2 separate regions of the Homo sapiens genome follow, and region 1 is linked to region 2. Evidence: chromatin contacts called from ENCODE Hi-C or POLR2A ChIA-PET data. All regions are on one chromosome and are shown on one strand. The core of a region is the stretch at or near the end of the contact, and the rest is flanking DNA. Distances in the headings are between cores, read along the strand shown.

Evidence for each region. A loop is a pair of places that touch in the nucleus more often than their neighbours do. ChIA-PET counts read pairs that join two places held with the same protein, here RNA polymerase II (POLR2A). Pooled maps may share reads with other maps.
Region 1: a map of CD4-positive, alpha-beta memory T cell shows a loop between it and region 2 (2.0-fold over the local background). The contact joins two enhancer-like sites. A Hi-C loop is called at or near these places in 5 of 168 maps with a recorded cell type or tissue (B cell, CD4-positive, alpha-beta memory T cell, OCI-LY7 and 2 more), 3 of 37 single-sample maps with no recorded cell type and 10 of 50 pooled maps. POLR2A ChIA-PET finds 5 or more read pairs at or near these places in 12 of 52 experiments (AG04450, B cell, CD4-positive, alpha-beta T cell and 8 more).

The regions. Positions count from the first base shown.
Region 1 is chr2:197,143,965-197,148,002 of GRCh38, forward strand. It overlaps ANKRD44 (ankyrin repeat domain 44), which reads right to left. Exons shown (of 28, transcript NM_001195144.2): 3 at 3,063-3,141. Among named protein-coding and RNA genes, the nearest start is that of ANKRD44-AS1, 52 kb to the right of the region's middle. RefSeq lists an enhancer at 1,644-1,803. Within about 2 kb of position 1,672, at least 8 of the 41 ENCODE cell types and tissues checked have a DNase peak (open chromatin) inside an H3K27ac peak, as active enhancers do.
Region 2 is chr2:197,107,733-197,111,495 of GRCh38, forward strand. It overlaps ANKRD44 (ankyrin repeat domain 44), which reads right to left. Exons shown (of 28, transcript NM_001195144.2): 9 at 3,034-3,112. Among named protein-coding and RNA genes, the nearest start is that of ANKRD44-AS1, 88 kb to the right of the region's middle. Within about 2 kb of position 1,278, at least 11 of the 41 ENCODE cell types and tissues checked have a DNase peak (open chromatin) inside an H3K27ac peak, as active enhancers do.

The DNA of each region.
Region 1 (4,038 bases), core at 422-2,921, 37 kb after region 2:
CACTCTGCTTTCTATATCTCAACCCCAGTATCTTAACTCTTAGCCACTGATTGGTTCTCACTGATCTCTCTGACTTAATCCAGATTCGACCAGTTCCCAAACAGAAGCTAGAGTCAGGAGGGAAATAAAGCCAGACCCTGGACTGGCAGTTGTAAGAAAGTGAAATTTCCAAGGGCTGAATTCTTCGCCAAGACCTTGTCTTCCCTGTCTGCTCAGAGGCATTCAGGGTTCTATCCACCTGGCTAACAGGAGATAATGCCAGCAGGAATTTAGCAAGCTTGGGTTACACCATGCTCTGTAGGTTAATACAACAATGGAGAACACAGCTATAATGGGCTGTTCTGGCAAGGCCGAATTATTTGTCCAACATGGTAATCATTAGCACCTCATTCATTATTAAATTAGGAAACAGTTTGGTTGGATTCCCTAAAGGCTCAGCTGCCAGACACAAGCTCAGAGATAAAATCATCATGCTCTTGCAATATTATGAACTTAATATATAAATTGAGTAAAGGACTTTTTGGGAAAATAAAAGTCAAGTGAATTCCAAGAGTTTGCCTCAGCTTCCACAGGTAAATAAAATTGCTAAAAAAGAAAACTTTCCCAATGCTCCCCATGCCCTAAGTCTTCTTAATTTGATGAGAGGGAGGAGGAAATTTTCCATAGCACATTGAACCAAAATTATGCTAAAGAGATTAAGAGCTCAGAAATTCCAAGACCAAACAAGTGAATAGATTAAAATATATGCAACAGCTTCTCCCAGCTCTACTAAATCAGCCAGAGTTGAAGAGAGGCTGGTGGATTCTATGCCCTTGTGAAGGTGATGTGAAACCATGTTTGTCAAACAATCACTGGCCCCAGATACAAGAAAAAAAAGAGACTGGTTGACTTCATGCTGCAGAATTAAAATCTCCCCTTTCAGATGTAGAAACAACAACAACAACACAAAGTTGGCATATAAGACAAAGTTCTGAATTTGTACATTCATGAAACATTCCTCTGAGACTCTGAGAGGTCTATTAATACAACATTTAAGAGGTGGGTGGGCTGGGCACGGTGGCTCACACCTGTAATCCCAGCACTTTGGGAGGCCAAGGCAGGCGGATCACAAGGTCAGGAGATCGAGACTATCCTGGCTAACATGGTGAAACCCCATCTCTACTAAAAATACAAAAAATTAGCCAGGCGTGGTGGCACGCGCCTGTGGTCCCAGCTACTCGGAAGGCTGAGGCAGAAGAATCGCTTGAACCCAAGAGGCAGAGGTTGCAGTGAGCTGAGATCACGCCACTGCACTCCAGCCTGGGCTACAGAGCAAGACTCCGTCTCAAAAATAAATAAATAAATAAATAAAATAAAATACAAAATAAAAAAGAGGCGGGTATAGCTGATGGGGACCAATAGATGTCATACCACAAAGTTCTTTATTTTATACCTCCACTGATTCTGCCTACAATTTTCCACGGGCCAAATTGCAATTGCCAGGGCAACCAGCCAGGTGTGCATTGGCCCTTAGTCTGTGCCAACACCAAACAATACACATTTGTTTGGAACATGGCCCTGGGACATCTTTAGATTTGTTGGAAGAAAGGCCTATTCTCAAAAGCACAAGAAATGCCATGTGAAATCTAACCTAAGCTCCATGTGACCATCAGGAGCGTGGGGCACACGTGTTTTGAGGCACAGAACACTTGTTTCCTGGGGAAACCCACCTCAAGAACATGAACACAACAAAATAAGGGCCGTGTTGCTTATGCATCACAGCACAATTCTTGTTTCTTGTCCACAGTGTTCACCACATCTGCTTGAATGCATGTCTCAGCTCCTACCTCTGCAGAGCTTACTTTAAGATGCTACAGTTCCCCTTTCCTTACTGCAAACAAAGGCGAAAACTTACTATAGGCCTTTTGACTAGTCTGTAGGCAGTGGCACTTCCTCTAGATGTTAATCTCCCAAACATAAAAGAGGAAGAAGAAAGACAGCTTGTCTGTGAATAATCTACAGTGAGACATCTGCACATGCTCAATTCATTCCAGGATTTGTCTAGTAAACACTCAAGGGAGAAAGCATATAATGGTTTTGGAAACCTGTTTGGTGAGATATACTGAGCATACAGGTTTCCAAAAATTAAACCACTGGCATTTTTAAATCTGATGAAATATTTAAAATACATTGAAAAATAAAGACAATAGCATCACAAAGACCAGTATAAACACAAATCAGATTTAAATGTTTGCTATACTCCCTTCTAAATTTTTAAACATAAAATATTTTACAGAGAGTTGTAGTAGTTCTTTTATAGCCTTCCCTGAAGACATTTTTTACTTAACCTGCCTACTTAGAGGTAACCACTAACCAGAAATCAATATGGTTCCTTGCCTTCCATGTTTTTATGCTTTCATCACATAGTCACAGTCATGTATCCATAAGTATAACAGTATTGTTTTGCAGCCCAACTTAAATATATATAAATATACAAACACATTTAGTTGGCATATAAATCTAGGGTGTGCATATATATATGGCATATATACAGTGTGCATATATAATAGCATATATAGTGTATACATGCTATACATAGTGTTTATATAGCATGTATATATAGAGAGAGAGTATATAGTGTATACATGCTATACATAGTGTTTATGTAGCATGTTTATGTAGTGTGTATATATACTCACTATACATAGTGTGTATATATACTCACTATACATAGTGTGTATAGGTGTATGTTCATGTAGACTTTAAACTAGTTTTATTTCCTTTTGTATAATAAAAAAATCAAAATATATCCAAATGTACTGAATTCATCTACAATGCTGGGCCTGACTAGACAGCCAGGAATCAGACTTTCAAAGCAAGATAAAAATGTTACTGGAGAAGTCATTTTTCAATAAGAACAACTTCTTGCATTTTTCTTTGTGTAATGATAAAATCGCCTATCACATAAACTTCCATGAACATAACAAAGGAATTTTGCTTGGGTTCACTGTAGTAGTCAATCTAGTAAATTGGTTATTTAAATTTTTATTTGCAATTGACTTTTGAGTATAGCAGTTATTTACCTGACAAAATCAGGAGTTCAATGATCTCTGCATCTCCCAGAAATGCGGCCACATGAAGAGGGGTTCGTTTCTCAGAATCCTGAAATACACAACGTCAAAGACATACAACAGGTCAGTGGCAGCTGGAGGTCCCTTTTGTAGACATAGTAAGACGTGTCACTCACTCTGTGGTTAATGCATGTGGAAGAGTGTGAACACCAAACATTCGAGTAACTTCTGGTTATGCATTTTCTCTCAACATACCCTATAGTTACACATAACAAAGCATTCCATTTTCTGTGTCTGTGCTTGGTATTTGCCCACTTGCTGCTTTTACTGAAGCCCAGCTGAGGTCATAGATGGATCATTATGCCCTGGATGATGAATTTCAACTTACAGTATTTCCAAACCTTCAGGATGGTTAAAAAAAAAAAAAAAAAATCTAACCTACCATAGCAATATAGTTCAAAGCTTTCAATGACTTATTTTCTTTCTAAGGAAACATAGTGGAATGGTTCACAAGGACATTAAACATTAAACATAACTGTGGTCATTTTCTCCTTTCTATGCTTGTTAATTGTTGTTTGGACCACTGCCCATTCATGAAATACTTACTGAATGCTTACTCTATGCCAGAAACCATATTCTGGGGACAGAGGGATGACTACAACAGGCCTGGTCCCTGCCCTCATGAAACTCACATTCAAGTGGGAAGGCTGACAATAGTATACTAGACAATAGTATACTAGATACACATGAGATTATTTCAGATAAAACACCGTATGGGATTAAGTGATTCAGGAGATGGGAATAAGAGTGGTCAGTGAGGCCTTTCTGAGAATGTTGACATTAAGGCTGAGAGCTAAGGTTGATATTATCTCTGTTTTATAGATAAGAAGACTGTAGCTCAAATTTTAAAATTTCCTCAAGATTCCACAGGTATATAGCACAGTCAAGATCTGACCTTCACCCAGCAGACTTCAGTCTGTATCTTTGG
Region 2 (3,763 bases), core at 28-2,527:
CTGGAGGACAGAGGGGCTCCTGCTAGGTGATGTCCCACTCTGGGGGGACTGACACCAGGCCCTAGGGGCATGAGCTTCTGGAGAGGGAGTGTCCCAGCAACAGCCCAAGATTCTTCCCAGAAGGAAGCCAACAAACAGGAGGTAAAAAAAGAACTTCCTTTTCTTCTCCCCAAGGGCATTTTAAAAAATGTCAAATGGAAGAATTCACAGTTCTCACATGTGTTATGAATGCAAAAAAATTGTCAGTTGAGATAAGAGAATACCAAAGCATCCTTTTACAGGGAAAACTCTATTTCAAATATAAGTGACTCTCAGAGTAAACAGAATTCAATTTTAAAAGGAATTTTTTTAAAACACCATTGGTTTCTGGAGGTCATGTTTATAAGCGTGGTGGTTGAGAGTTCAGTCTCTGATGTCAGACTTCCTGTGTTCAGATCCCTATTCCTCAACATACTGGCCATTTATCCAGACACAAGTGACAACCTCTCTGCCTCAGCTTCCTCATCTTTGAAATGGAGATAATCATAGTACCTTTTTCTCATAGGGTGGTTGAAAGGCTTTATAAGTGGTGTTTAGCCAAGTGCCTGGCACACTATGAACACTTGGCTTTATCATTATCACTTAGCTTTATCATTATATATAATAGGCTACATATTATAGCCACTATATCCTTATCAATTCAGGCCCCTGGACCCCACCCAATCCATAAGCAAGATGCCAGGACAACCAAGAATGAGAGAGGTTCTGAAACAAAGATCCCCTGACCACAGAGGATAAGAGACAGGGTCTCTTTTAGGTCTCCCCCAACTCAAAAGTCTAGCAACAGCAGGGCACGGTGGCTCACACCTGTTAGCCCAGCATTTTGGGAGGCCAAGGTGGACAGATCATTTGAGGCCAGGAGTTGAGACCAGCCTGGTCAACACATGGCAAAACCCCATCTCTAGTAAAAATACAAAAATTAGCTGGGCATGGTGGCACACCTGTAGTCCCAGCTACTTGGGAGGCTGAGGCACAAGAATCGCTTGAACCCGAGAGGCAGATGTTGCAGTGAGCTGAGATCACCCCATTTCACTCCAGCCTGAGCAACAGAGTGAGAAAGTGTCTTAAAAAACAACAACAACAACAACAACAACAACAACAAAAACACAAATAAACAAAAAAAGTCTAGCAAGAATATCCAGGCAGGACATGGAATTCTTCCAGCCCACATGGCTCTTGCAGAGGCCAAAGCTGCCAGCAGTCCCCTGGGACTGTTGTAAGCATGCCAGCAGGACAGAGAGGAGATGCGTCATAGAGATGACCAGCATGGCCTGACGCACAGGGATGAACCTGCGGGGAAGGCAGTGCTTAGAAGGAGAAAAGTTGTTTTCCCTCCAACCTTGTCTCTGGAGCTTGAAGTTGCTCTAAAAGGGAACCAAGCTGTTTAAGTTTTGTTTGTTTCTAAAAGTTTTGTTTGTTTTTAAAGGGGGGTGGACATTATTTCTGAAAAACAGTTGAGAAATACAGTGGCATAAGAGACGTGCTCGAAAGAGACTAGGGTCACTCCCCCCGACCCCCTTTATTTACATTCAGCAAAATAAAACACGGTGGCCTTTTCAATAAAATGAATGTCAAAGGCATAGCACATATTTCAAATTAGAAATAATGGGTATTGCACGGTTAATTTCTGTTTTACCTTCCTTGGCTCACTGGAAACTTGTTAGGATTTCTTTTCCCTATAGCTTCACTGGAATGCATATAAATTTCCTTTGCTTTGCTGCAGATATTTTGCTTGCTAAGCATAATTCCACTGGCTGGTCTTCCATCCAAATGTCAAATGACTTCTTTGTTTTATGTCTTAAGTGACTAAGACATAACTCAGTGCCACTAATAATTCAAGTGTATGTGGTCCGAAATTCTTATAGATGAGAAAAATACAGGTCCAAGGAAACTGACTAATATCAGAATTTTGAGAAGTAGAAGTATGGGTCAACTAAAAATAGGAACTGCCAGATTGACCTGGAATATCAGCTTAAAATCTGAACTAAACCTGGTTTTTGTCTTTTTTAAATACTCTCTAAGATTTACTAATAGAAGTGATGCTGCTGGCCATGACCCCCTATTAGTAACATGAACCAGGATGTAAAATGATACTCCCTAGTACTTTGACTTCAGTGACAACCTGATGGTTCAAGCATACCTTTGTCGTAAGCCCAGAAAGTTACTATATTACTGTGACTTTCCCAGGTCTTCTCTGTCAAGCCTGTGAATTTTTTTTTTTTTAAGACAAAGTCTCGCTCTGTCACCCAGGCTAGAGTGCAATGGCACAATCTTGGCTCAGTGCAACTTCCTCCTCCCGAGTTCAAGCGATTCTCCTGCCTCAGCCTCCTGAGTAGCTGGGATTATAGGCACCTGCCACCACTCCTGGCTAATTTTTGTATTTTTAGTAAAGACAGAGTTTCACCATGTTGGCCAGGCTGGTCTCGAACTCCTGACCTCAGGTGATCTGCCCACCTCGGCCTCCCAAAGTGCCTGGGATTACAGACGTGAGCCACCACGCCCACCTAAGCCTGTGATTTTATGATCCTTTATATCACATCCTTACCTGCTTTTCCTCTAAGTCATCTCATTTTTCCTAATTTTGCCCAACTAGCTTAATAAGTTTTAACTTAGGAAATTATAGTGAACTCTAAAATTTAAAAATAATTCAGATTTGTTGCTGGAAAATGAATGCTACTTACCTTTATTAGTTTCAGAGTGAGATGCACAGGATCTTGAGCCTACATAAATACATCATTTCCAATTTCAAAGCTCATGCTCTGTGCCTGACTCCAAATTGACTGTGAAACTGTGGCTTTATGTTTTTACTATTAAGGTGGATGTTGATGACATGTCTGATGAACAGTTTTTAGCAAAGTACATCAAAGAATTATGTAATTGCATGCTTACTAAAACTCCAAAACAGGGCATCGACTTTCATATGCAGGTGACTGACAGCCAAATTCACAACAAGAAACTATCGAAATAATGACACTACTGAAGCATCTCTCTTACCATTCTGAATGAGGGTCTGTGACCGTGTGAACCTTCCATGGACAGCTGTCATGTGCAGTGGACTTTTGCCATCTTTACTCTAAAAAAAAGAGAGGGAGAGAAAAACAATGGAGGTGCTCATGAGCCAGTGACACCCATCTGAAATACCCCTATGGACACTCCTAATAATGCCCTGAAAACATTCATTTATTTATTTATTTTTTAAGTATGATCAACATGAGGCTGCAGTGAGCTAGGATTTTACCACTGTACTCCAGCCTGGGTGACAGAATGACATTCTTCTAAATAAAATAAAATAAAAGTATGATCAACAATTACAAGAGGCAAAGATAATTTTGAAAGGAAAAGATAAAATGTACCTGACCTCTCAAGTTATTGCATAACATCACATGTTTTAAAAGCTTAGAGAAACAGTTATCTGAAACCTTTATTCCTCTCCTGTGATCTACTGGAGAAGGAAGTTTCCTTCAAGGTGTTTTTTTCAACCTTTGTCTATAGTACACAAAAAAGACAAATGTGTTACCTTGCATGGTATTCTTTAAGCTGAAGCTGACCAAATGGCTCTGAATCACTGCAACTCTTAAAACTGACCTGAGGCCGGTCGTGGTGGCTCACACCTGTAATCCCAGCACTTTGGGAGGCCAAGGCAGGTGGATCGTTTGAGATAGTTCAAGAACAGCCCGGCCAACATGGTGAAACCCCATCTCTACCAAAAATACAAAAATTAGCC